Regions from separate parts of the Homo sapiens genome. Here all the other regions are linked to region 1. A link is a loop called in an ENCODE intact Hi-C map of the cell type or tissue named here. Cell type or tissue: OCI-LY7. All regions are shown on one strand.

The links. Peaks named below come from ENCODE experiments on the same cell type or tissue, not always from the same donor. Only the 100,000 strongest peaks of a DNase experiment are listed, where the experiment ranks them.
Region 2: a loop joins it to region 1, with 5 times the contacts of the local background. A loop is called at or near these places in 12 of 110 quality-filtered maps.
Region 3: it touches region 1 in a loop (2.5-fold over the local background); 3 of 110 quality-filtered maps call a loop at or near these places.
Region 4: a loop joins it to region 1, with 3 times the contacts of the local background. A loop is called at or near these places in 22 of 110 quality-filtered maps.
Region 5: a loop joins it to region 1, with 4 times the contacts of the local background. A loop is called at or near these places in 2 of 110 quality-filtered maps.
Region 6: it touches region 1 in a loop (6-fold over the local background); 15 of 110 quality-filtered maps call a loop at or near these places.

The regions. Positions count from the first base shown.
Region 1 is chr14:65,284,245-65,288,244 of GRCh38, reverse strand. No RefSeq gene overlaps it. Among named protein-coding and RNA genes, the nearest start is that of MIR4708, 49 kb to the left of the region's middle. RefSeq lists an enhancer at 612-851. In OCI-LY7, CTCF peaks have their summits at 418, 636 (motif pointing right), 1,371 and 1,579 (motif pointing left); DNase peaks (open chromatin) are centred at 304, 884, 1,604 and 3,834; H3K4me3 peaks cover 1,774 bases; H3K27ac peaks cover 2,789 bases.
Region 2 is chr14:65,161,978-65,165,977 of GRCh38, reverse strand. No RefSeq gene overlaps it. Among named protein-coding and RNA genes, the nearest start is that of LINC02324, 58 kb to the left of the region's middle. In OCI-LY7, a CTCF peak has its summit at 1,662 (motif pointing left); a DNase peak (open chromatin) is centred at 1,667; H3K27ac peaks cover 460 bases.
Region 3 is chr14:65,602,743-65,606,742 of GRCh38, reverse strand. All of the region lies in intron 3 of FUT8 (fucosyltransferase 8), which reads right to left. Among named protein-coding and RNA genes, the nearest start is that of MIR625, 130 kb to the right of the region's middle. In OCI-LY7, a CTCF peak has its summit at 1,605; no DNase peak of the experiment used is centred here.
Region 4 is chr14:65,220,794-65,224,793 of GRCh38, reverse strand. It overlaps LINC02324 (long intergenic non-protein coding RNA 2324), which reads left to right and starts at 2,447. Exons shown (of 4, transcript NR_103769.1): 1 at 2,447-2,575. RefSeq lists an enhancer at 1,975-2,114. In OCI-LY7, CTCF peaks have their summits at 2,055 and 2,257 (motif pointing left); a DNase peak (open chromatin) is centred at 2,233.
Region 5 is chr14:65,957,905-65,961,904 of GRCh38, reverse strand. No RefSeq gene overlaps it. Among named protein-coding and RNA genes, the nearest start is that of LINC02290, 150 kb to the left of the region's middle. RefSeq lists enhancers at 3,449-3,998, 3,999-4,000. In OCI-LY7, CTCF peaks have their summits at 525, 730 (motif pointing left), 2,225 and 2,426 (motif pointing right); DNase peaks (open chromatin) are centred at 724 and 2,434.
Region 6 is chr14:65,349,848-65,353,847 of GRCh38, reverse strand. No RefSeq gene overlaps it. Among named protein-coding and RNA genes, the nearest start is that of MIR4708, 17 kb to the right of the region's middle. In OCI-LY7, a CTCF peak has its summit at 609; DNase peaks (open chromatin) are centred at 557, 1,847 and 2,167; H3K4me3 peaks cover 1,674 bases; H3K27ac peaks cover 4,000 bases.

The DNA.
Region 1 (4,000 bases):
GCTCTGGGATTTGAACCCAGGGCTCTCCGACTCCTAAGTCCCGTTAGGAACCTGCACATTATTCCATTTCTATGAAGGGGAGGGAAAGAGCTCCTCACTTAAGTATACCAACAGTTCTCAAATCACTTGAAACTCACCAGCAGCCATGACCGTCCCCCCAGGGGAAGTAGGTAGCCAGATTTCACCTCATTCTACTTCTTTACCAGACAGAAAAATGGAGCAGAACCCAAACTGGTGGCTTGATAAGGGAACACTCAGAAAAGTAAAGGAAGTGGTGGTGCTGAAGCACCCTGCTGCCTCTTACCTCAAAGATCCTTCCACCAAACAAATACCACCCACCTTCGAAAACAGTCGTTGTGGTTGGAACAATGTCTGCATAAAAATAACCGGGCTTATCTTACTCAATCTTGCTTCCCTTCCTTGTCGGGAAAATGTCTGCCCTTCTGGTCTAGTCGGTGCAAGAGAGGCTTCCTGCCCGGTGTCCAGCACTGAGGGGGTGTCGCAGCTATGGTCAGCCTCCCTCTGCGGCCCCTGAAGCAAGCAGAGAGCGCCTCAGACCTCGTGTTGGGACCTGAGCGCGCAGCCCGGCTCCCAGGCCCCCAGAGGGCGGGTTCCTGGCTCCGCTCAGAGGCCTTTCAAGCCCCATTAGCCTCCAGCTCAGAGGCCCCTGGGCCCACCTACACTCTGGCCCCTGATGGGCTCGGATGACAACTCAAAACCCACATCCTGAGGGAATTCTGATGAAACCTTTGAAGGCTCCATGTCTTGGGGAAGACCAGGTGGGCGTGAAAGTCGGTCTCAGCGGAGACGCCCAGGGGCGCGTGGGCCCTAGAAAGGCCCGGCTGTCCCGAGCACGGCCTGGAGTGAAGCAGCTGGTGGAGAACACGGGCGCAGGTGTGAGCCTGGTGAAAGCGTGGGCTGCTCAGTGCTCTGTAGAGAGCAGCTGCAAACAGTGAGGAGGAGGCTCATGGTCTGGGCCCTCGCAGGGATGGGCAAGGCATGGCCCTAATGAATCTGGCTCCAAGCACACCCCCTCTAGCTTAAGCTTGGGGACTGGGAAAGGAGGAGGCCCAGGGGGCAGAGCTGAGAGGACATCTCAGGAGTTAGGGTTACCAAGCAACTGAAGAAGACGTAGGAGCAGCTCCTAGCTGAGTATGCCCGGGGTGCAGCACCGAGAATGCCTGGCGGGGAGGGTTGGGAGGGAGGGCTTGCCTTGCCCAGTCATACTTGGAACTTAGATCCTTGGATTTTAATGCTCTTGTGGAAGACATGAGACAAGATCTTGGACCGAGGAGGTGAACATCTGTTGCATTTTATCCAGTATATTCCTGTCTTATAGTGAGAGACTATTTAAGAATATTAAGTTCCCCATATTGATGTAAAGAGAAGTCCGAATGGACTCTTTAAAAAATTTTAAATGTATGTTAAACTTTCCATCATGGAACATTTTACCCACCGCCCTCCCTCCCCATCACCTGGATTATTTTGAAGCAAAATCCAGTCATCGAATCATTTCGCCCATACATAGTCCAGTCAGTATCTCTAAATTTTAGAGCTGTTATTCTCAGCCCAGGACAGTTTTGCCCCCTAGGGGACATTTGGCAATATGTGGAGACCTTTTTTTGTTTTTACAACGTTGGGGGGAGGGGGTGTGCACCCAGCATCTAGCTACTGGAAGACAGGGTAGAAACAGGGCTGCTACGAAACATTCTGCAATGCACAGGCCAGCGCCTCACGACAAAGAACTACATGGCTCAAAATAACAATTGTGACAAGGTCGAAAACCATGTTTTAGAGTCTAAAAGAGAAGAACACTCTAAATACATCACTACAATATTGTTAGCATTCATAAAAACAATAATTCCTTAATATAGAATATCTGATTAATATTAAAATTTCCCCGATTATCTTGTACATTTAAAAAATTTGGGGTTTAAATCAAGATCCAAATAAGACTCATACATTGCAATTGGTTGATATATTTCTTTTTGTTTTTTTCCTGCATCCAATCATCCATTATAGTTGATATATTTCTTAGGTCTTCTTGAATCTACAGGTTCCCATCCCTCTTTTTTCCTTTTATTTATTATAAAACAGATTTATTTTTAATTACAAAAGAGTACACGACTACATTCCTGACATCAAACTTGAAACATACAGGTAAAGCAAACATTTCCTACCTATGACAGTCCAATCCCAGTCCTCTCCCCAAAGAACTCATTTATCAAAATTGTGTGTGTATTGGTTAAGATTATATTCAACTGGCCGGGCACACTGGCTCACGCCTGTAATCCCAGCACTTTGGGAGGCCGAGGTAGGTGGATTACCTGAGGTCAGGAGTTCGAGACCAGCCTGACCAATATGGTGAAACTGCGTCTCCACTAAAAATACAAAATAGCCGGGCGTGGTGGCGCATGCCTGTAATCCCAGCTACTGGGGAGGCTGAGACAGGAGAATTGCTTGAACCTAGGAGGTGGAGGTTGCAGTGAGCCGAGATTGCACACTGCACTTCAGCCTGGGTGACAGAGCGAGACTCCATCTCAAAAAAAAAAAATTATATTCAACTACATGTTTCAAAAAACATAATAATAACAAAAGCTTTAATTTTATTTATTTTTCAGAAAGATAAGCCAAGGAATAGGCAGTCCAGGGCTAATATGGCACCTCCATGAAGTTTTTAGGGTCCCAAGTTTCTTCTAGCTCCCTGCCCTACCATCTGTGAATGTGGCCCCCATCCTCATGTAGCACAATGGCTAATGGAGAACCATCCCTCTTATCTATATTAGGACTAGGTAGCAAGATGGAAAAGTGGAAGGGTGTATCTCTCTGTATTAGTTTGCTAGGGCTGCTGTGACAAAGGACCACAAATTGAGCAGCTCATACCACAAAAATTTACTTATTGTCTCACAATTCTCACAATTCTGCAGGCTAGAAGTCCAACATCAATGTATCAGGCAGGATTGGTTCCTTCTGAGAACTGTAAGGAAAATTCCGTCCCATGCCTCTCCCCTAGCTGCTCGTGATTGGCTGGAAATCTTTGAGTTTCCTTACCTTGTGGAAGCATCACCCCAATCTCTGCCTCGGTCGTCACATGGCATTCTCCCTGTGTGTGTGTTTCTGTGTCCAATTTTCCCCTTTATATAAGGACATATTTATATTGGATTAGGGCCCACCCTCATGACCTCATTTTAACTAATTACATTTGCGAGTGCCCTATTCCAAATAAGGTCACATGCTGAGGTACGAGGGATTAGGACTTTTATATATAAATTTTGGGGAGAGACAATTTAACCCACAACACTCTCCCATAAAGAGACTTTGTAGAAGTCTCTTACGCTTCTTTGTTTATACTTCTTTCGTCAAAACTTAGTCTTATGGCCACAGTTCGCTGCAAGAGATGCTGGGGAAGGGAAGCTTTCACTGAGCACATGACCATCCCCGCAAAAGGCGGTTTTTTGTTACCAAAAAGGAAGGAAAAATGGACAGGGCAACTACCAGCAATCTGCCATGGAATGTATCCTACCAGACATTTTTCTGTATGTTGCACATAATCAAATGACCACAAACTGGGTGGCCTAAAATACCAGAAATTGATTCTCTCACAGTTTTGGAGCCAGAACTCCAAAATCAAGGTGTTGTTGGGGCCACACTCCTTCCAATGCCTCTAGTGGACGATCCTCCCTGGCCTCTCCAGCTTCTGGTGGCTTCTTTGTTCCTTGGCCTGTGGCTGCATCACTTCAGCCTCTGCCTCCATGTTCACATGGACTTCCCCTCTGGGCCTTCTCCTCTTCTGTCTGTCTGTTTTTGAGACTGGGTCTCGCTCTGTCGCCCAGGCTGGAGTGCAGTGGTGTGAACACTGTTCACCTCAGCTTCGACCTCTGAAGCTCAAGCGATTCTCCCATCTCAGCTTTCTGAGTATCTGGGGCCACAGGTGCGTGCCACTGTGCCTGGCTAATTCTTTGTAGAGATGGGGTCTCACCGTGTTGCCTGGGCTGGTCTC
Region 2 (4,000 bases), 120 kb after region 1:
GAAAATCTGACAATATCAGCCCTACATGTGAACTTCCTGCCTCAAACAGAACCAGAATCTCTACTACTCCTCTCCTATTAAACTCCTATTAAACATGCTGGCTTTAACATGCTCAGGACCATAAACCTACTTGATTTTGAGCACTCAGATTCAGATCATGAGCCCTGGGTAGCACTTGGCTGAAGTTAACTGTCAGCTCTTTAAGAAAAATGAGTTAGTAACAATTTTTTTTTTTTTTTTGAGATGGAGTCTTGCTCTGCCACCTAGGCTGGAATGCAATGGTGCGATCTCAGCTCACTGCAACCTCCACCTCCCGGCTTCAAGTGATTCTCCTGCCTCAGCCTCCCAAGTAGCTGAGATTACAGGCACCTGCCATCATGCCCAGCTAATTTTTGTATTTTTGTAGAGATGGGGTTTCACCATGTTGGCCAGGCTGGCCTTGAACTCCTGACCTCAGGTGATCCACCCACCTCGGCCTCCCAAAGTGCTGGGATTACAGGCATGAGCCGCCGCCACTGCACCTGGCCACTAAATAAATTAATAGCATAAACAGGATTTCAAGAAGGAATTTCTTTTTTTTTTTTTTTGAGACAGAGTCTCGCTCTGTCGCCCAGGCTGGAGTACAGTGGTGCAATCTCAGCTCACTGCAAGCTCCGCCTCCTGGGTTCACGCCTGAGGCTCCTGCCTCAGCCTCCCGAGTAGCTGGGACTACAGGCATCTGCCACCACGCCCAGCTAATTTTTCTGTATTTTTAGTAGAGACCCGGTTTCACCATGTTAGCCAGGCTGGTCTCGATCTCCTGACCTCATGATCCGCCCGCCTCGGCCTCCCAAAGTGCTGGGATTACAGGCATGAGCCACCGCACCTGGCTGGAATTTCTTAAAAACTAGTCTTCAAGCACTTAAGTAAGAATGACAGCCATGATTAGCACGGCTGGAAGGTTTGTCAGCACTGACAGCTGGGGACAGGTGTCCCTCGTCAGAGGCAGAGACCCTGGGTTGGAGGAGGTGGGACTTCTGTCCTGGCTTTGTCCTTACTAGTTACACAACCTTGAGCATTGCCTTCACCCTCAGGTCAGGTGCCTGGTGTTGTAAGAGCTAACAGTGCCTAAGTGTTTTACTACCTGAAAAGCAGTCTATTAAGTGTTTTGTATGCATCCTCTCTTTTCATTCCACACCATGTCCTGACGCCATGTACCAGTATTATCCCTAAAGCACAGGAAGGTTTTGTGACCTGTCCAAAGTCAGAGAGTCAGTTGGAGCTCAGATGCTTTGGGCTCCCTGCAACCTTCACACTGAGGCTTCCCCGTCCCTGGGTACAACAGATGTACTACAGCCAGGCCAGTCCTGTCCAGTGGCGACTCCTCTGTGACTGCAGACTCCACACATGCACCTAGAAGACTGTGATGCTTACACCTGCATAGGGTGGTCCGAGGCACTGAAGAAGACTGTGTAGGCCAAGTGCTTTTTGTAATATGTAAAGTGCTACAGGATGATGTTTACTATTATCATTTGAATGCTGCAATTTTCTTTTTCAAAACTGATGCTTTATCTAAAAGTCATCAATTCAGTTTGGCCCCTTCCTACTTCATTCACCTTAATTAATTCATATTTTTCTCTCTTAAAGAGAGAGTAAAGAGCTGGAACTGGCACATCAGTAGTCCTGTATCGCCCTCTGCTGACAACAGTCAGGAAAACTATAAAATTTTAACAGGTGATATTGATTCTCTAAGCCTCCTTGAACAATTTCTGGAGCACCTACTTTGTCCTGGGCATTGTACTAGCTGCTATACGGTCTAGAGAGACTAGGAATGGAGTATACAGGAGATATTATCCTAGATAAGCCTGTCCTGTGTGATTTAGATATAGGAGAAGGAAAGTAGAGAAACCTACAGACAAGGGTGACCTGTATTTCATCTCATAATATATTCCAAAGTAAAAATATTTATTCAGTACTTCCTAGATGATTACCATCAGGACATCACGGAGAGAAGGCCAAAGCCAGACAGAGTTGTCATTATCCCCCTCAAAAGGCCACAAGGAACCCCCAAACAGTGAGGTAAATGGTACTCTTTGCCCAGGCATATGCAGGTAAGTGACTAGCAACCAGCTTTCTGGCCTGGAGAAGCCCTGATTGGTAGTGTTTCCCAATTGTCATGGTGTAAATACTCCCATTATGACCAATTTCAAGCTATCAACATAATGATTCACAACATTTTTGAAAATTTAACAATCGGCCTCTCACAAGCTGTAGGAGCTGGCTCTAACACACCATTTCCTTTTTTTTTTTTTTTTTTTTTTTTAGATGGAGTTTTGCTCTTGCTGCTCAGGCTGGAGTGCAGTGGCGCGGTCTTGGCTTGCTGAAACCTCCACCTCCCGGGTTCAAGCAATTCTCCTGCCTCAGCCTCCCAAGTAGCTGAGATTACAGGTGCCCACCACCACACCCAGCTAATTTTTGTATTTTTAATAGAGATGGGGTTTCACTATATTGCCAGGCTGGTCTCGAACTCCTGACCTCAGGTGATCCACCCGCCTTGGCCTCCCAAAGTGGTGGGATTACAGGCATGAGCCACCACACCTGGCCTCACACCACTTCTTTTAACTCTAGAAAAAATATACCTTCTCATCTTCCTTCCCAATCAACTGGATTCTGGAATTCTCCAAGTTGGTGCACATCTACGGGCAGGGACAGATCAGCTTCACCCCAGAAAGATCAACCCCAAACAGGAAATGGGGAATGCTGGCTGGGTCTTCCCCTACACATCGTCAGGTGGCTCTGGTCAAAGGTCTACTTCACCTTTCCTTCTCTCCCTTCTTCCAGTCCTTCTCCTATCGAACCAACTGAAGAAAGAGGGACTGTCTAGGACATCATGACACATCCCTGAAAGAGAATCTCGTTCTGACACCACCTCCTCGTCTTCATGTCCCAGTTCCCTTCCTTAATGGATTTGGTTCACAAGCCTGCCTCATCTAGAAGCCCCCCCTCACATGCAAGAAGGAGACACCTCCGGGCTCCTGGAGGAACTCCAAGATCTTCTGATATGAAGACGCTGGCCATCTTGGACCATGTGTCTCTCACTTTGTGTAACTCACAAGGAAGAAGGCCCTGCTTTAGCCCCAGAAAAGGAGGAGGAATGTGTAGGGCCATGCAGGGCCTAAGGGAGCAGTTCCCAATTGTCTCCAACTAGAGACAGGACTCAGGCTGAGCAAAACCCAGCTGCTAGGGGCCCAGGAGGTCCAATCTCCTGAGGGTGTGCTTCCTACTCAGCCCAGAAATCATTCCAAGGCCCTCCAGATAAAACTAGAGGCACAGCTGGGCATGGTGGCTCATGCCTGCGATCCCAGCACTTTCGGAGGCTGAGGTGAGAGGATCTCTTGAGGCCAGGAGTTCAACACCAACCTGGCCAACATGGTGAAACCCTATCTCCACTAAAAACACAAAAATAAGCTGGGCATAGTGGCGCACGCCTGTAGTCCCAGCTACTCAGGAGGCTGAGGCACAAAATTTGCTTGAACCTGGGAGACAGAGGTTACAGTGAAGTGAGATCGCACCACTGCACTTCAGCCTGGGCAACAGAGCAAGACTCTGTCTCAAAAAAACAAGACAAAAAAACTAGAGGCCCGATGACCCCACTATCTAAACAGCAGCTGCCAAACCTCTGCCCCCATGAGGTCAGCAGTTCCACTTGCTTATTCTCCCACAAACTAACCTCTGACTTCCTTCTGCAGCTCCCACTTATCCTAAGATTTCAGTGACTTTAACACAAGATGAAATCTACAGTGATGGGCAGGCTTGGGGGTGCATCCTTGTGATCCCAGTACTGTGGGAGGCTGAGGTGGGTGGATTGCTTGAGCCCAGGAGTTCAAGAACAGCCTGGGCAACATAGTGAGCCCCTGTCTCTCAAAAAAAAAAAAAAATTTTTTTTTTAATTAGCTGGACATGGTGGCATGCACCTGTAGTCCAGCTACTTGGGAGGCTGAGGTGGGAGGATCGCCTGAGC
Region 3 (4,000 bases), 320 kb before region 1:
GAAAAAAAATAGGATTTCCCCCCATCAGAAAACAAAACAAAGTTTTACTAATGGAAACAGTGTAGTATTGGCACAAAGCCAGATAAGACTAATGGAACAGAATAAAGCACCTAGAAAGAGATCTTAGCATATGACACAGGTATCATTCTAAATTAATATGGAAAGGAAAAATAATTCAATAAGAGATGGTTTCACAGAAAATTCAAACAATCTTACAAACAAAACTTAAAAATTTTAGAAGAAATTTTGCATTCTTCATGATCTTGGGAGAGAAAAGAATTTCTTAAATAAGATTTTTTTTTAAAAGCCCAAACCATAAAAAGAAAGACTAATAAATCTGACTGCCTTAAAACTTAAAAATTTTTGGGCAGGGCACAGTGGCTTATGCCTGTAATCCCAGCACTTCGGGAGGCTGAGGCAGGTGGATCATGAGGTCAAGAGATCGAGACCATCTTGGCTAACACAGTGAAACCCCGTCTCTACTAAAAATACAAAAAAAAAAATTAGCCAGGGTTGGTGGCAGGCGCCTGTAGTCCCAACTACTCGGGAGGCTGAGGCAGGAGAATCACTTGAACCTGGGAGGCGGAGGTTGCAGTAAGCTGAGATCGCACCACTGCACTCCAGCCTGGGCGACAGAGCGAGACTCCATCTCAAAAAAAAAAAAAAAAACTAACAATTTTTGTGCAATAAAATTAATAGACAAGTCACAGGTGGAGAGAAGAGAATGGAAAATATATAATTAATGTAGGATTATTATATAGATTTTATAAAGAACTCCTTCAAATCTGTAAGAAAAAGGCAAGGCAATGTAATAGAAAAATGTACAAAGTATATGAACTAGCAGTTCATAGAAGAGGACTTCATTCATCAGTAATCCTGAGAAATGATCAGCATTTTTGGTAACCAGGATATTTAAATTGAAACAGAGATACTCTCTCCTCTATTAAAATGGCGACAATTAAAAAGTGTGATACTGAGTGAGATAAGGATGCAGAGAAACTGGAAATCTCACATATTAATTTGTTTTTAAGGGCTGCCATAACAGAATACCATAAAATGGGTGGCTTAAACAACAGAAATTTATTTTATCACAGTTCTGGAGGCTAGAAGTCCATGATTAAGGCATCAGCAGGTTTGGTTTCTTCTGAGGACTCACTCATTGGGTTGCAGAAGTCTGCCTCTTCTCAACTGTATCCTCAACATGTCTTTCCTCTGTCTGCAAGCCTCCCCTCTTTTGTTTGCCCAAATTACCCCTTCTTATAAGGACACCATCACATTGGATTAGGGTCCACCTTAATGACCTGGTTTTAACTTAATCATCTCTTTAAAGGGACTATCTCCAAATACAATCACATCTGAGGGACTGGGGTTTAGGGCTTCAACATATGAATCTGGATGGGTGGGGGAAGCAATTAAGCCCGTAACATACATTAAAGGTAGCCCATATACATTAAAGGTAGGAACGTAATATTAGAATAATTTGTTTAGAAAATATTGCTGAATTGCTCCAAAGTTGAAAATGCACATATAATAAGACTGAGAATGTATCCTTCTAAGATTACCCTAAAGAAATTTTAGCACATGTCCACAAGGAGACACTAGATGTCCATTAATAGAGAATAAATAGTAAATTGTGGTTATTCATATATGGTAATTTAATCTACAGTTAAAATGAACAAAGTATACCTACAAGTATCAATCATGAATAATCTTACATGAATTTCACAATGTTGAGTGAAAAAAGTTGCAAAACATACATATATGTAGGATGATACATTCTTACAAATTTTAAAAAGATATAAAAACATGCTTTCATGCACACTTATTTACATAATATAAGAATAAAAATGTGGACAGGAGGTATGCACAACACTCAGAATAAAAATTCCTCTGGAAAGTGAGGAAGGAAAGTGGGATTAAGAAGTTATATATACTTCATTTATCTTTTGTATTGTTTTTGTTTCAATTTCATTTAGTTCTGCTCTAATCTTGGTCATTTCCTTTCTTCTGTTGGGTTTGGGTCTGGTTTGTTCTTGTTCTTGTTTCTCTAGTTCCTTGAGGTGTGACCTTAGATTGTCTACTTGTGCTCTTTCAGACTTTTTGATGTAGGCATTTAAGGCTAAGAACTTTCCTCTTTGCACTGCCTTTGCTGTATCCCAGAGGTTTTGATAGGCTGTATCACTATTATTGTTCAGTTTGAGGAATTTTTTAGTTTCCGTTTGATTTCATTGTTGACCCAATGATCATTCAGGAGCAGGTTATTTAATTTCCATATATTTGCATGGTTTTAAAGGTTCCTTTGGAGTTGATTTCCAGTTTTATCCCACTGTGGTCTAAGAGAGTACTTGATATAATTTCAGTTTTCTTAAATTTATTGAGACTTGTTTTGTGGCCTATCAAATGGTCTACCTTGGAGAAAGTTCCATGCGCTGATGAATAGAATGTATACTCTGTGGTTGCTGGGTAGAATGTTCTATAAATATCTGTTAAGTTCATTTGTTCCAGGGTAGAGTTTAAATCCATTGTTTCTTTGTTGACTTTCTGTCTTGATGACCTGTCTAGTGCTGTCAGTGGAGTTATTATTATTACTTATTTTGTTGCTGTCTATCTCATTACTTAGGTTTGGTAGTAATTGTTTTATAAATTTGGGAGCGCTAGTGTTAGGTGTGTATATGTTTAGGATTGTTACAAGGCCTTGTATATGTTTAGGATTGTAAAAGGCCTTGTTGGACAAGGCCTTTTGTCTTTTTTAGTTGCTGTTGTTTTTTGTTTTGTCTGATGTAAGAATAGCTACTCCTGCTCGCTTTGGGTGTCCATTTGCATGAAATGTCTTTTTCCACCCCTGTACCTTAAGTTTATGTCAATCCTTATGTTTTAGGTGAAGGCAGCAGATGCTTGGTTTGTGAATTCGAATCCATTCTGCAATTCTGTACCTTTTAAGTGGAGCACTTAGACCACTTACATTCAATATTAACATTAAGATGTGAGGTACTATTCCATTCATCGTCCTATCTGTTGCCTGTATACCTTGGATTTTTTTTTAGTGTATTTTTGTTCTTTTGAAAAGATAAATAAAATTGATAGAGCATTAGCAAGATTAACCAAGAAAAGAAGAGAGAAGATCCAAAGAAGCTCAATTAGAAAATGAGCTTATGGTCATTGTGAAAATTGCCATACCGCCAAATCTACAAATTCAATGCAATCCCCATCAAAATACCGCCATCATTCTTTACAGAATTAGAAAAAAACAATTCTAAAATTCACATGGAACCAAAAAAGAGCCCACAAAGCCAAAGCCAAGACTGAGCAAAAAGAACAAATCTGGAGGCATCACACTACCTGATTTCAAACCATACTATACGGCCGTAAGTCACCGAAACAGTGTGGTAGTGGTATAAAAATAGCCACAAAGACCAACTGAACAGAATAGAGAACCCAGAAAAAAACCCAAATACTTACAGCCAACTGATCTTCGACAAAGCAAACAAAAACATAAAGTGGGGAAAGGACATCCTATGCAACAAATGATGCCAGGATAACTGGCAAGCCACATGTAGCAGAATAAAACCTCATCTCTCACCTTACACAAAAATCAACTCAAGATGGATCAAGGACTTAAATCTAAGACCTGAAACTATAAAAAAATCTAGAAAATAACATCGGAAAAAATCCTTCTAGACATTGGCTTAGGCGAAGACTTCAAAAGCAAACGTAACAAAAACAAACAGGTGGGACTTAATTAAACTAAAGAGCTTTTGCACAGCAAAAGGAACAGTCAGCAGAATAAACACAACCCACAGAGTGGGAAAAAAATCTCTGCAAACTATGAATCTGACAAAGGACTAATATACAGAATCCACAGCAAGGAAAAAACAATCGCATCAAAAAGTGGGCTAAGGACATGAATAAGACAATTCTCAAAAGAAGATACACAAATGTCCAAAAGACATATGAAGAAATGGTCAACATCACTAATAATCAGGGATATGCAAATCAAAAC
Region 4 (4,000 bases), 63 kb after region 1:
AACCAGCCTCATCATGCTCTTGTTCTCCCAGGAGATGTCGGGTCCTCAGGGCCCCTCTCCAGCTCAGAAATGCCAGCCCAGCCAAGCGGTGCCCCCTCCGTGGAGTCTGAGTCCCAAGTTTTCAAGTTTTAATAATTCCCACCCCTTCCTATTCTCAGTCCCAGGGGCAGGGGCTGCTTCCTGCAGTTTAGTATTTATTTTATAAATAAATAAAAATTATTTATTTATTTATTTTTTTCTTTTTTCCAAGACAGAGTCTTGCTCTGTCACCCAGGCTGGAGTGCAGTGGCGCGATCTTGGCTCACTGCAACCTCCACCTCCTGGGTTCAAGCAATTCTGCCTCAGCCTCCTGAGTAGCTGTGATTACAGGAGCCCCCCACTGCGCTAGGCTAATTTTTGTACTTTTAGTAGAGATGGGGTTTCACCATGTTGGCCAGGTTGGTTTCAAACTCCTGACCTCATGATCTGCCTGCCTCGGTCTCCCAAAATTCTGGGATTATAGGCGTGAGCCACCATACCTGGTCTTTTTTTTTTTGAGACAGAGTCTCGCTCTGTTGCCCAGGCTGGAGTGCAGTGGCGTATTCTTGGCTTACTGCAACCTCCACCTCCCAGGTTCAAGCGATTCTCCTGCCTCAGCCTCCCGGGTAGCTGGGACTACACGCGTGTGCCACCATGCCTAGCTACCTTTTGTATTTTTAGTAGTGATGAGGTTTCACCATGTTGACCAGGCTGGTCTTGAACTCCTGACCTCAGGTGATCTGCCTGCATTGGCCTCCCAAAGTGCTGGGATTACAGGTGTGAACCACTGCGCCCGGCCAACCTGCAGTTGCTTTTACTGTGACACCTTAGTGTCCTCTTTTAGTTATCTAGTTAACAACCTTTTTTTTTTTTTTTTTTTTTTGAGACAGGATCTCACTCTGTTACTCACACTGAGTGCTGTGGAACAATCATGGCTCACTGCAGCATCAACTTCCGGGGCTCAAGCAATTCTCCTGCCTCAGCTTCCGGAGTAGCTGGGACTACAGACACACACCACCACACCCTACTAATTTTTTATTATTTGTAGAGATGAAATCTCACTATGTTTTCCAGGCTGGTCTCAAACTCCAGGACTCTAGTGATCCTCTCTCATCGGTCACCCAAAGTGCTGGAATTAGAGGTGTGAACCACTGTGCTCGGCCCCAGTAATTCTTACATTACCTTCTCTGTTCAAATAACAGATGGTGTTTTCTGTCCCCTGAGTGAGACACATCTCAATGAAAAAAAAAATGGAGAATTACAGTATCCCAGAGGACTTGCTGGGGTAAAGAATTAGTGAGGCCTCTAGCGAGGAAAGACTGGAGTAGTTGCTTAACGTTTTTTTTAAATTATTTATTTATTTATTTACTTATGTATTCATTTATTTCGGGATAGGGTCTCACTTTGTTGCCCAGGCTGTAGTGCAGTGTTGTCAACCCTGCTCACTGCAGACTCAAGCAGTCCTTTCACCTCAGCCTCCCAAGTAGCTGAGACTACAGGCATGTGCCACCAAGCTCAGCTAATTTTTGTATTTTTTGCAGGGACAAGTTTTTGCCGTGTTGCCCAGGCTGGTCTCAATCTCCTGAGCTTAAGTGACCCTCCTACCTCAGCCACCCAAAGTGCTAGGATTACAGGCGTGAGCCACTGTGCCTGTCCCGGTTTTTGAATCACAGAGCCCTTGGAGAAAGAGATGGAACAAAGGACTTTCTCTCTAGGAAATGTAAATGTCTATCGGCACATTGCCTACCTGCAACCCTTGCACTCAGTTACTCAATTTTAAGCGTTGGTGGACCCCAAAGCCCAGGTACTGATTCTTGTGGTAGAATGTTGGCTAGGTTGAGTCTCCATGTTGGAGGAAATCTAGTGGGCTCTCAGAGGCTGTTGCCTAAACCTAGGAAAAGTCGAACAAAAGATCTGTCAGTCCGGGGTTGCCAAGGAGCTGTCCTAGATTTTCAGACTCCCTGAATTTGAGTTAAATATCCTGACTGTAGACCTGCCAACCACCCTGGACTTGTAATTGCTCTTGCATCTGAGGCCTTAACAATGTGTCATATTCAACAACAACTATTTTACTCATGGGGGCCCCGCCAACAAGAATGAGCCTTCTGAAGCAGAGCCCTGTTTTCTAGGCCATCCTCCCCCAGAGGCCCCTGGCTGGCCCCAGGAGGCCCCAACCTTCTCTCCCAGTCCTTCAGTGCCACGTAGAGTGTAGTCCTCCTGGACAGAAAGGCGCGTCGCCATCTCCTGGCCGGCACTATTACTGCACGTCCATTTTCTAGAAAATTCCTGGCATCTGGGTTCTATGTAAACGTAAGAACTTTTCCTTTACTGTGAGTTAGCAATCCGGATGTGTTTTGTGGAAGATTATGCCCTAAGCCCTTAGAAGGGAGGACACTGAGTTTGGGAAAAGTCACTACCTCTGGGCTTCATTTTTTGCCCTAAGGCAATGAGGTTATCCTGATGCTGAGGAATCTATGGCAAATTTTCCTTTCTCCCTCAAACTATCCTGTCAACCTTTTCATATTAGAAGGCAGAGAATGGAAAATACACATACACAGTAAGTACCTGCTACATATCTTTATAGAGCTGTCCTATGTATATTTGTTTTTTGGTTCCATGTTGATCTTTTCTTATTAATTATTTTTTGTAGATACAGGGTCACTATGTTGTCCAGGCTGGTCTCAAACTCCTGAGCTCAAGCAATCTTCCCGTCTCGGCCTCCCAAAGTGCTGGGATTACAGGCGTGAGCCACTGTGCCCAGCCTCCATCTTGATCTTTTAAGTTATTTAGACATTGCTCAAGATATAAGACTGATTTTTCTCTCTATTGATTGAAAAAGGCTTTACTGTTTTATTCATTTATTCCACAAAAGGATTTATTCAATCAACTCAAAAATTGTTATGCACCAGGCACTTTTGAAGTACTAGGGATACAGCAATAAGCAAAACAGACACAAGCCATTCCCTCATGGAGCTTCTTCCCTAGTGGAGGAGATAGGCAATAAATAAAATGTGCAGCGTGTTGGCTGAAAGAGGATGTGGGCCAAGAGAAGATTTTTTGTCTATCTGTTTTGTTTTTTAAGATAGGAGAAATTACAGCACATTTGTCTGCAGAGGGGAATGATCCAGGAAAGTGGGAGAAATGATGATGCACAAGAGAGGAGGGACCGGTGGAGAGATGCCTCGAGGAGGTGAGGGGAGGTGGCATCTAGTGCACAAGTGGAGTGGGTGATGCAAATATTTATCAAGCCCCTGGCAGGTGTCAGAACCAGGGCTATGTGCCGGAGATCCAGCAGTGAAGAAAATGGACAGTAGCCCTGCCTTCTTGTAGATTTCACCCTAATTAGGAAGATGGACAATAAAAAGCAAACTAGGCTGGGTGCAGTGACTCATGCCTATAATCTCGGCACTTTGGGAGGCCAAAGTGGGCAGATCGCTTGAGGCCAGGAGTTCAAGACCAGCCTGGCCAACATGGCGAAACCCCATCCCTACTAAAAATACAAAAATTAGCTGGGCATGGTGGTGTGTGCCTGTAATTCCAGCTACTTGGGAGGCTGAGGCCTGAGAATCACTTCAACCTGGGAGGCGGAGGTTGCAGTGAGCTGAGAATGCGCCACTGCCCTCCAGCCTGGGTGACAGAGCAAGACTCCATCTCAAACAAACAAACAAAAAAACAAACTAATAAATGAGGCATAGTACTCATGGCTTGGGGTATGTGCTATGACAGAAACACAATAGACATGGAAATCCTCTTCGAGAAGTGTCATTTAGACTGAGTTTTAAAGTATAACAAGGAGATGTCCATGTGCAGAGCCCGAGGAAAGAGGATTTCAAGCAGAAAGAATAACAAGTACAAGACCCTGGGCAGGAAGAGCTTGGCCCATTTGCGCACCTGATTGGAGGTGGGGCTGCTGGAGGGTAGTTAGCAAGGAGGGTGAAGCATGAGATGGGGTTACAGAGGTTGACCAGTAATAGATTTTAAC
Region 5 (4,000 bases), 670 kb before region 1:
GTCTGTCTTGAGCCTCAGACTGCCCTGCTGCTGGTCTTGGCATTGCCCTCACTGGAGTGGACATCTCATTATATACGTGCCTTCCATTCTCTCTGCTGCCATGCTTCGGGACCTCGCCCACTCCTCCCTGCTCACTGGTCCTTGGCCTTGGCTTTCTGGCTAGGCATTGGCAGCCTACCTTGCCTCCAGCAGGACTCAGCCCAGATTATACAAAGGGTGTCTATTTTTCCAGGAATTCTCCAGTGCTTGGTTTCCCCATGTTGCTTGCTACCCATCTTGCAAAAGTGGAATAGACCATTTAATTAAGATGCTGTTTCAGGAGCAGAAGGCAACACCTAGGCCCTAGGTTTTCTACAATGCCCATTTCTCAATAGCGAATAGCTTCACACAAACATTAACTTACTTTTAAAAATATTTATTAAGAAATTAGCACATGCCAGGCTCTAATGCAGGCATTTAGAACACAGCAGAGGACAAGACAGGCAAGAGTGCAGTGGCCTTTGCCAGCGGAGCTTGTGTCCTGGAGAGGCAGAGAGAGATGATAAGAGTATAAAAACTGACCAATAACACTTCGGAAAGTAATAAGCACTATGAAGACAACGAAAAGAAGGTGCAGCCTTCCTACAGAGGGTGCTTTCCCCTTATGGACCTTCCCACCCAGAGTGTAGTCTGACAACTCCTCCAAGAGCTCTGCACTGCCTCCTGCTGGCCGAGGTCAGCAGAACATGCTGTACTGTCCCGGGGTTGCTTCCATCTCTCCATGAGTCACTGTTTCGTTTTTTGCCTCTATCCCTCCCTCTCTTGCCATTTGTGAAACACACAGTCTTAGTACTTTTCAAGGAGATGGGGGCTTTAGGAACTGAACTTCTCTTGGTAAAGTCCCTTCTTGAGACGTTCTCTGTCAAAACAGAAAATGTTTTCTGCAAGACTATGCAGCTTGGCAGTTATGAGCATGGGCTTTGGCATCAGCCAACCTGAGCTCTTTTCCTTCACCCCCATCTGTCTTGCTAACTGGTATTGGTCCTTCAAAGCATGGTGCAAGTGTCTCCCCCTGAGAAAGCATTTCCTGGTCCCCTGCAATATGGGTACCCAGCAGTGTCAGCTTATAAATGCCACATGGGCATGGTCAAGTCTTATTAATTTGATACCGAGTCACAGCATCTGAGGCATCGATGGGATACAATAAACATTACTGAGTGCATGCATGAATAAATGAATAAGTCTGGAGCTCAGGAGGCCAGCCTGGATCTGATAAACTTGGTCCCCTAGCTAACCGCATAACCCAGGTGTCTACAATGAAAGGCACAGTAAACTTGTTTTCCCTCAAATCACATTATGCACAAAGAAAAAGTTGGGAAGGCATCTCTTGGGTGGTTCAGACTGGCTCTCCCCAAAGCAAGACACACAACTGTTTTTGTCAAAGCCACACAACGACCTCCTCAGTGGACTTCTTTGAAGCATCTATTGATCTTTAAAAAAAGTATAATTTAACAAAAGTGCTTCTTCCAGCTTGTCTTGTTCCCGGAATTCCCTCTATGTATTTCCAGCTGTAATGTGAAATTCAACTGTGTGTCAGCCCTGATGATGGTGAACTCCCTAGCTCAGACACTGGCTTGTTTGGGGAAAGCTGTTTTCACAGCTTTCCCTGGACAAGGTGCTAATCTCTGACAGATTGGAATGAAAAGTTATCCCAGCAGCTCAGACCACCCCCTGGCTGTGCTGGAGTGAAGGCATCAGTGAACGTTAACTCCTAGGAGCCATCTTTGGCATCTCCTATGGTCTCTGCCTGCTGAGCAGAGAGGGGGCTTCAAAGTTGTTTAAGGAATGATGGAAATGTTATAGAGCCACTCTGTTGCTATGTTGCGGATAGTAAGCGATGAGCACAAATCCCTGATATTGAAGGATGGATCACGATACCCTTCTAGAAACTTCCTTCCCCTCTATTATCTTGGCCTGGCAACACTAAGGGAAGGTCATCACCAGGGTTCCAGTTTGCTGAAGTGTAACTTCTCTGCTAATTTTCTACTGAACCCTCATTGTGGTTGATAGCAGATGGCTCTAATATGACAGAGCACTTGACTTGCCGGACAGCTGGGGCAAGTCAATGATTATAAGAGTCTCCATTGCCAATGGAGCCCACAGGAAATAGTGTGTGAACATGCTTTGGAAACTGTAAAGCACTGTACAAATATGAGAAGTTATTATTATGGACCACCCATAAACTACTAATTTTGAACAGAACTGTGCTGAATATCATTTAATATCCTTTTAATGTCTCAGAAAACATTTTAAAACCTCCCAATGCTTTGGTGGTATAATTCTGAACTTCCCTTGTTACAGCAGACAGAGTTCGCAAGCTCCTAAACTTAGACGACTTCGGTGCTGTTTTAAGGGGAGCAGGACAGTTTAAAGATGATAATGGTATATATCTCACCACAAGATGGCACTATTGATGACATTTCTTTGCCTTGATTAAAACGGACCTGACATTTGAGGGGTCCAGGTCAAGAGGGAAAAAGAAGGCCTAAATACCACATGTTTAATTATTTAAAAGTTAAGTCAATCTAACACACAAAGTAAATAAAATATGTTTCCTATCTGGAAAAATATATCTTCCTAATGAATTGGAAAGCGAGGTACAAATTGCAAAAGCTGAGGCTCAGGTTGCAGGCAGAACAGGATGGCTGAGGGAGGGTCAGCATCCAGCACCCTCGTCAGCCCATCGTGCACTGTGAGGGCCTTGCACGCATGCCTCTGAACCCCATCCACATCCCTGTGCCCCTCAGCCTTGGGCCATCCTCAGAGGCCAGACCAGGGGAAAGGCCCCTGCATGATCTGGAAGTATGCTCAGGATTGCTTGCGCGGGGACTTGTGAGGGGAAGTCATCTAGAACAAGATCAGCTGACTTTTCTATAAAGGGTCAGATGGTAACTATTTTAGGCTTTGTGAGCAATGCAGTCTCTGTCACCCCTATTCAACTTTGCCACCGTATCACGAAAGCAGCCATAGACAATACATAAAATGAACGGGTGTGGGTGTGTTCCAATAAAACTTCAGGTACAAACATAGGTGGATTCAGACCACAGGCCATGGTTTGTAGGCAAGTAGTCTAAAAGCTGGGGCTAAGGCTGCCAAATAAAATACAGGGCACAGAGTTAAACTTGAATTCCAGATAAACTGAATACTTGTATAAGTAGGTCCCCAATATTGCATGGGGCATACTTATACTAAGAAAAAAATGGTTTATCTGAAATTCAAATTTAACTGTGCATCATGTATTTTTATTTGCTAAATCTGCCCATGCTAGCTGGGGTGGGAGCAGAGGGTGGGACTGTCCCATTGACCCTGGGCACTCCTTACCCATGGGGAGGGCCACACGCTGAGGGAGGCCAGAGCGGGGCCTCTAAAGCACAGGCCGTAGGTCAGGGCTACGCTGCCCCAGGCCTGAGGACAGTTGTGGTTTTAAAATGACAATTACGTGCTCTCAAATAATAAATAGAATATTATGTTTCCAATTTATATAGTTGATTTTCTGGAGTCTGGGCATTTATATAGTCAACAAATATTTGTCAAGTTCCTGTATGTGCTAGGTACTGAAGGATACACAATGGTGCCAGACAAAAAGGGAAAAAAGGCATAATCCCTGTCTTCATGGGGCTTATGCAGGGGAGGCAGACATCACACCAATGTGCAAATTCACACAGAAATAATCATTACAAAGCAGAGGGGCCATGAAGAAAAGAAGAGTAACAGTGGAGACAAATTAATCGGGGAGCAAGGAGGAACCCTGAGAAGTGAGGTTTGAGCTGAGACGCAAAGGAGCACTAGGAGTTGCTGGGTGAAGCAGAGAGGAGAGGAACCTCCTGAGGGAAGACCCTGAGCTGGGGCAGGAGAGGGGCCAGCGGTGAGTAGGAGGGGGCTCGGCCAGGCCTGTGAGCAGCTCCCATTCATTTCAAATGCAGCAGGAAACTCCCACAGGGTTTTTTAAAGGGAGGGAATA
Region 6 (4,000 bases), 66 kb before region 1:
CTCTGTCGCCCAGGCTGGAGTGCAGTGGCACGATCTCAGCTCACTGCATCCTCTGCCTCCCAGGTTCAAGAGATTCTCCTGCTTCAGCCTTCCAAAATAGCTGAGATTACAGGCACCCGCCACCACTCCTGGCTAATTTTTTTGTATTTTTAGTAGAGACGGGGTTTCACCATGTTGGTCAGGCTGTTCTCGAACTCCTGACCTCAAATGATCTGCCCACCTCGGACTCCAAAAGTACTGGAATTACAGGCATGAGCCACTGCACCCAGCCACTTAATGGTAGGTTTCTTATAAACCTACTGCATGGTTATATAAACGAGATGATAGAAAAGGAAATCTCTGTACTGTTGTCTTCAGTGCTTGTTAAGATACACAGTAGCCACTCCAGTGCGTTAGCCATCTCTGACAGGTGCTAGATTTTCCCCATTTGCTACTCATAATCTGCTCTCCACCCTTCTTTGCCCTGCTCTCTGCCCATGAGGCTGAGTCACAAGGATGACATCAGTAGGCTGCTTTTGCCCTCCAGCCTCTAGGGGTTGGCCAAGGAGGTTGGCATATTTATTTCTCTGGTTCCTTCCTGCCAGGTGGCCCTCTCTATCAGCTTTCTAGGTTCCTTTAATGGGTTCCATTGCCTTGTCCTTACAGACATGGTGGCGGTAGTGGCTCTTGCACTCACCAGCCCAAGGGTAGTGCACATCCCTTTTGCTTTGTCTAAGCCCAGTCCATGCTTTGTAAATAGTGACTTTATTACACTCTTCCTAAATGACTCAATTTAAGGGCATCCTTTTTTTTTTTTTCCAGGCTAGGACACTAACAGATGAAACCTTTAGAACATTTTGCCCTTATTACTATTTCTAAGTTAATATGGGGAAATTTTACTTGACTTTGCCCTCTCCTAACTTTTTGCACATAAAATTTTATTTTCTCTTTTTATTTTTCTTTGAGACAGGGTATACTCAGACTGGAGTGTAGCAGTGAATTCCTGGGCTTAAGCAATCCTCCTGCCTCAGCTTCCCAAGTAGCTGGGACATAACATCTAACATTCCCAAGTAGCTACTAGTGCATAACATCTAAAAAAAAATTTTTTTTTAATTTTAAAAATTAAAATTTTTTTTTGTAGAGATGGGGTCTTGGTATGTTGTCCAGGCTGGTCTCAAACTCCTGGCCTCAAGCCTTCATTCTGCCTTGGCCTCCCAAAGTGCTGGGATCATGGGTGTGAGCCACCGGGCTTGGGCTTATTTTCTCCTGGTATTGCTAGTTTTTTTTTTTTTTTTTTAGACGGAGTCTTGCTCTGTCCCCAAGGCTGGAGTGCAGTGGCGTGATCTCGGCTCACTGCAACCTCTGTCTCCCAGGTTCAAGCAGTTCTCTGCCTCAACCTCCCAAATAGCTGGGGTTACAGGCACCTGCCACCACACCTGGCTAATTTTTGTATTTTTAGTAGAGACAGAGTTTCACCATCTTGGTCAGGCCGGTCTTGAACTCCTGACCTCGTGATCCACCTGCCTTGGCTTCCCAAAGTGCTGGGATTACAGGCATGAGCCACCACGCCTGGCTAAAGTAGTTTTTTAAAATTTAAAATGTATACAATAATTTTTTGTTTTCTAAAAAGCAAGATCCTTACTGTAATTGCTTTCAGGAGATAATTTTAGATAATGTATTAGTTCGTTCCTTGTTGATTATAATAGAATATGTGGAACTGGGTCATTTATAAAGAAGAGTAATTTATGTCTTACAGTTATGACGGCTGGGAAGTCCAGGATTGAGGGGCTGCAACTGTGAGGGGACTCTTGCTGGTGAGGACTTTCTGTAGAGTCCCAAGGCCACACTGGGAATCACATGGTGAGGGGCTGAGTGAGCTCACATGCTTGCTTAGGTCTCTCTTCCTCTTCTTAAAAAGCCACTAGTTCCACTCTCATGATTACCTGCTAGTCTATTAGCCCATTAATCCATTAACCTATAAATGGATTAATCATAAGGGTTGAAACCTTTTGATCCAATCACCTCTTAAAGATTCAATACGGTCACATTTTGAGATTAAGTTTCTAACACATGAAATTTGGGGGACACATTCAAACCATAGTAGATAAATAAGGAAAAAAAAGTCTTGCAAATTTTGCATTTTAAACCAGCACTAACAGGTGTTTCCGACGCATGCTACGGCTTAAGAAGCACTGCAAAAGTCAGCTCTTCAAGCTTCTCACAGGCAGCTGTCCTAAGACATCAGCATCCCCTTCCCTCCATTAGAGCCTACACCAATGAGTTTGAGATAAAGCAATTTTATATAAAAACAGCCTAGTATCTCTATATTGGAAAGTCTGTCCTTAACACCAGGTTTTGAAGTCCAGGAAAGCTGTGTACGTTATTTAACTTAAAAAGTTAAATATGGGCCAGGCACAGTGGCTCACACCTGTAATCCCAGCACTTTTGGAGGCCGAGGCGGGTGGATCACCTGAAGTCGGAAGTTCAAGACCAGCCTGACCAACATGGCAAAACCCTGCCTCTACTAAAAATACAAAAATTAGCCAGGCGTGGTGGCGCATGCCTGTAATCCCAGCTACTCAGGAGACTGAGGCAGGAGACTTACTTGAACCCGAGAAGTGGAGGTTGCAGTGAGCAAAGATCGCGCCACTGCACCTAGCCTGGGTGACAGAGTGAGACTCTGTCTCAAGAGAAAAAAAGTTACATATGTATATCTATCTATATATTTAAATCACATATATATATGTGTGTGTGTGTGTATGTGTATGTGTGTGTATGTGTATATATATATATATATATATAACTTTAGGCCGTGCATCGTGGCTCATCTCTGTAATCCCAGCACTTTGGGAGGCCGAGGCGGGTGGATCACGAGGTCAGGAGATGGATTCCATCCTGGCTAACATGGTGAAACCCCGTCTCTACTAAAAAATACAAAAAATTAGCTGGGCGTAGTGGGGGCGCCTATAATCCCAGCTACTTGGGAGGCTGAGGCAGGAGAATGGCGTGAACCCGGGAGGCGGAGCTTATAGTGAGCCAAAACCGCGCCACTGCACTCCAGCCTGGGCGATAGAGCGAGACTCCGTCTCAAAAAAAAAAAAAAAAAAGAAAAACTTTAAAAGTTTTATACTCAAGGCTTTTCCTAGAATATACATTCCTCCATATTCCCTATTTTAAAAATTACCTCTTTGTCTCTCAAGCTCAACAACTTTTCTGTGAATCTCTTGATCCTTGCACATCTGGCATGAAAATATCCCAAGTTATCTGCATTGGCAGATGGAGCTGTGCTGAACAGAAGCTTTATCCTGGATTCGGTCCTCTCTCCCAGCACAAGCACCTGACTCAACTTCCGAAGTGTGGAGAACGTTATGGAACTTCATCTTGCCCTAGTTTACCTCCTCCGACTTCCAGTCCTACCCACTTATACTTCTTCCTGGTCCAAATGGATTATCCCCCTAATTTTTCCCCTTAAAGATATCAATAGAAGATTGATTATCCACACTGTATGCTCATTATTGTCCTGCGTTGCTCCTTAGAAGCTGTTGCTAAGTAATGCTAAGTACTAAGCCAGGTTCCTGTGGTCTGCTCCCGCACCCTAGAAGGGTCTTACGTGAATTGGGCTGGGATGAGTTCCAGCACATGGGAACTATAGGAAAATCTGAAACAGAGGCAAAAAGTGACCTTAGGAATGAAGTCTCCTTTACATTGATGATGTGTGACCTGTTCTCCTCATTCTCCTCAGCAACTTCAGACTGGCTACTTCTTTTTTTTTTTTGAGACAGACTCTTGCTCTTTGTCCAGGCTGTAGTGCAGTGGCACAATCTCAGCTCACTGCAACCTTCTCCTCCCAGGTTCAAGCGATTCTCCTGCCTCAGCCTGCTGAGCAGCTGGGATTACAGGTGTGCACCACCATGCCCGGCTAATTTTTTTAATTTTAATAGAGACAGGGTTTTGCCATGTTGGCCAGGCTGGTCTTCCCCAGCGAGTTTTCACCAGCTCTAGCCCAGCCTGACCCTTTTTC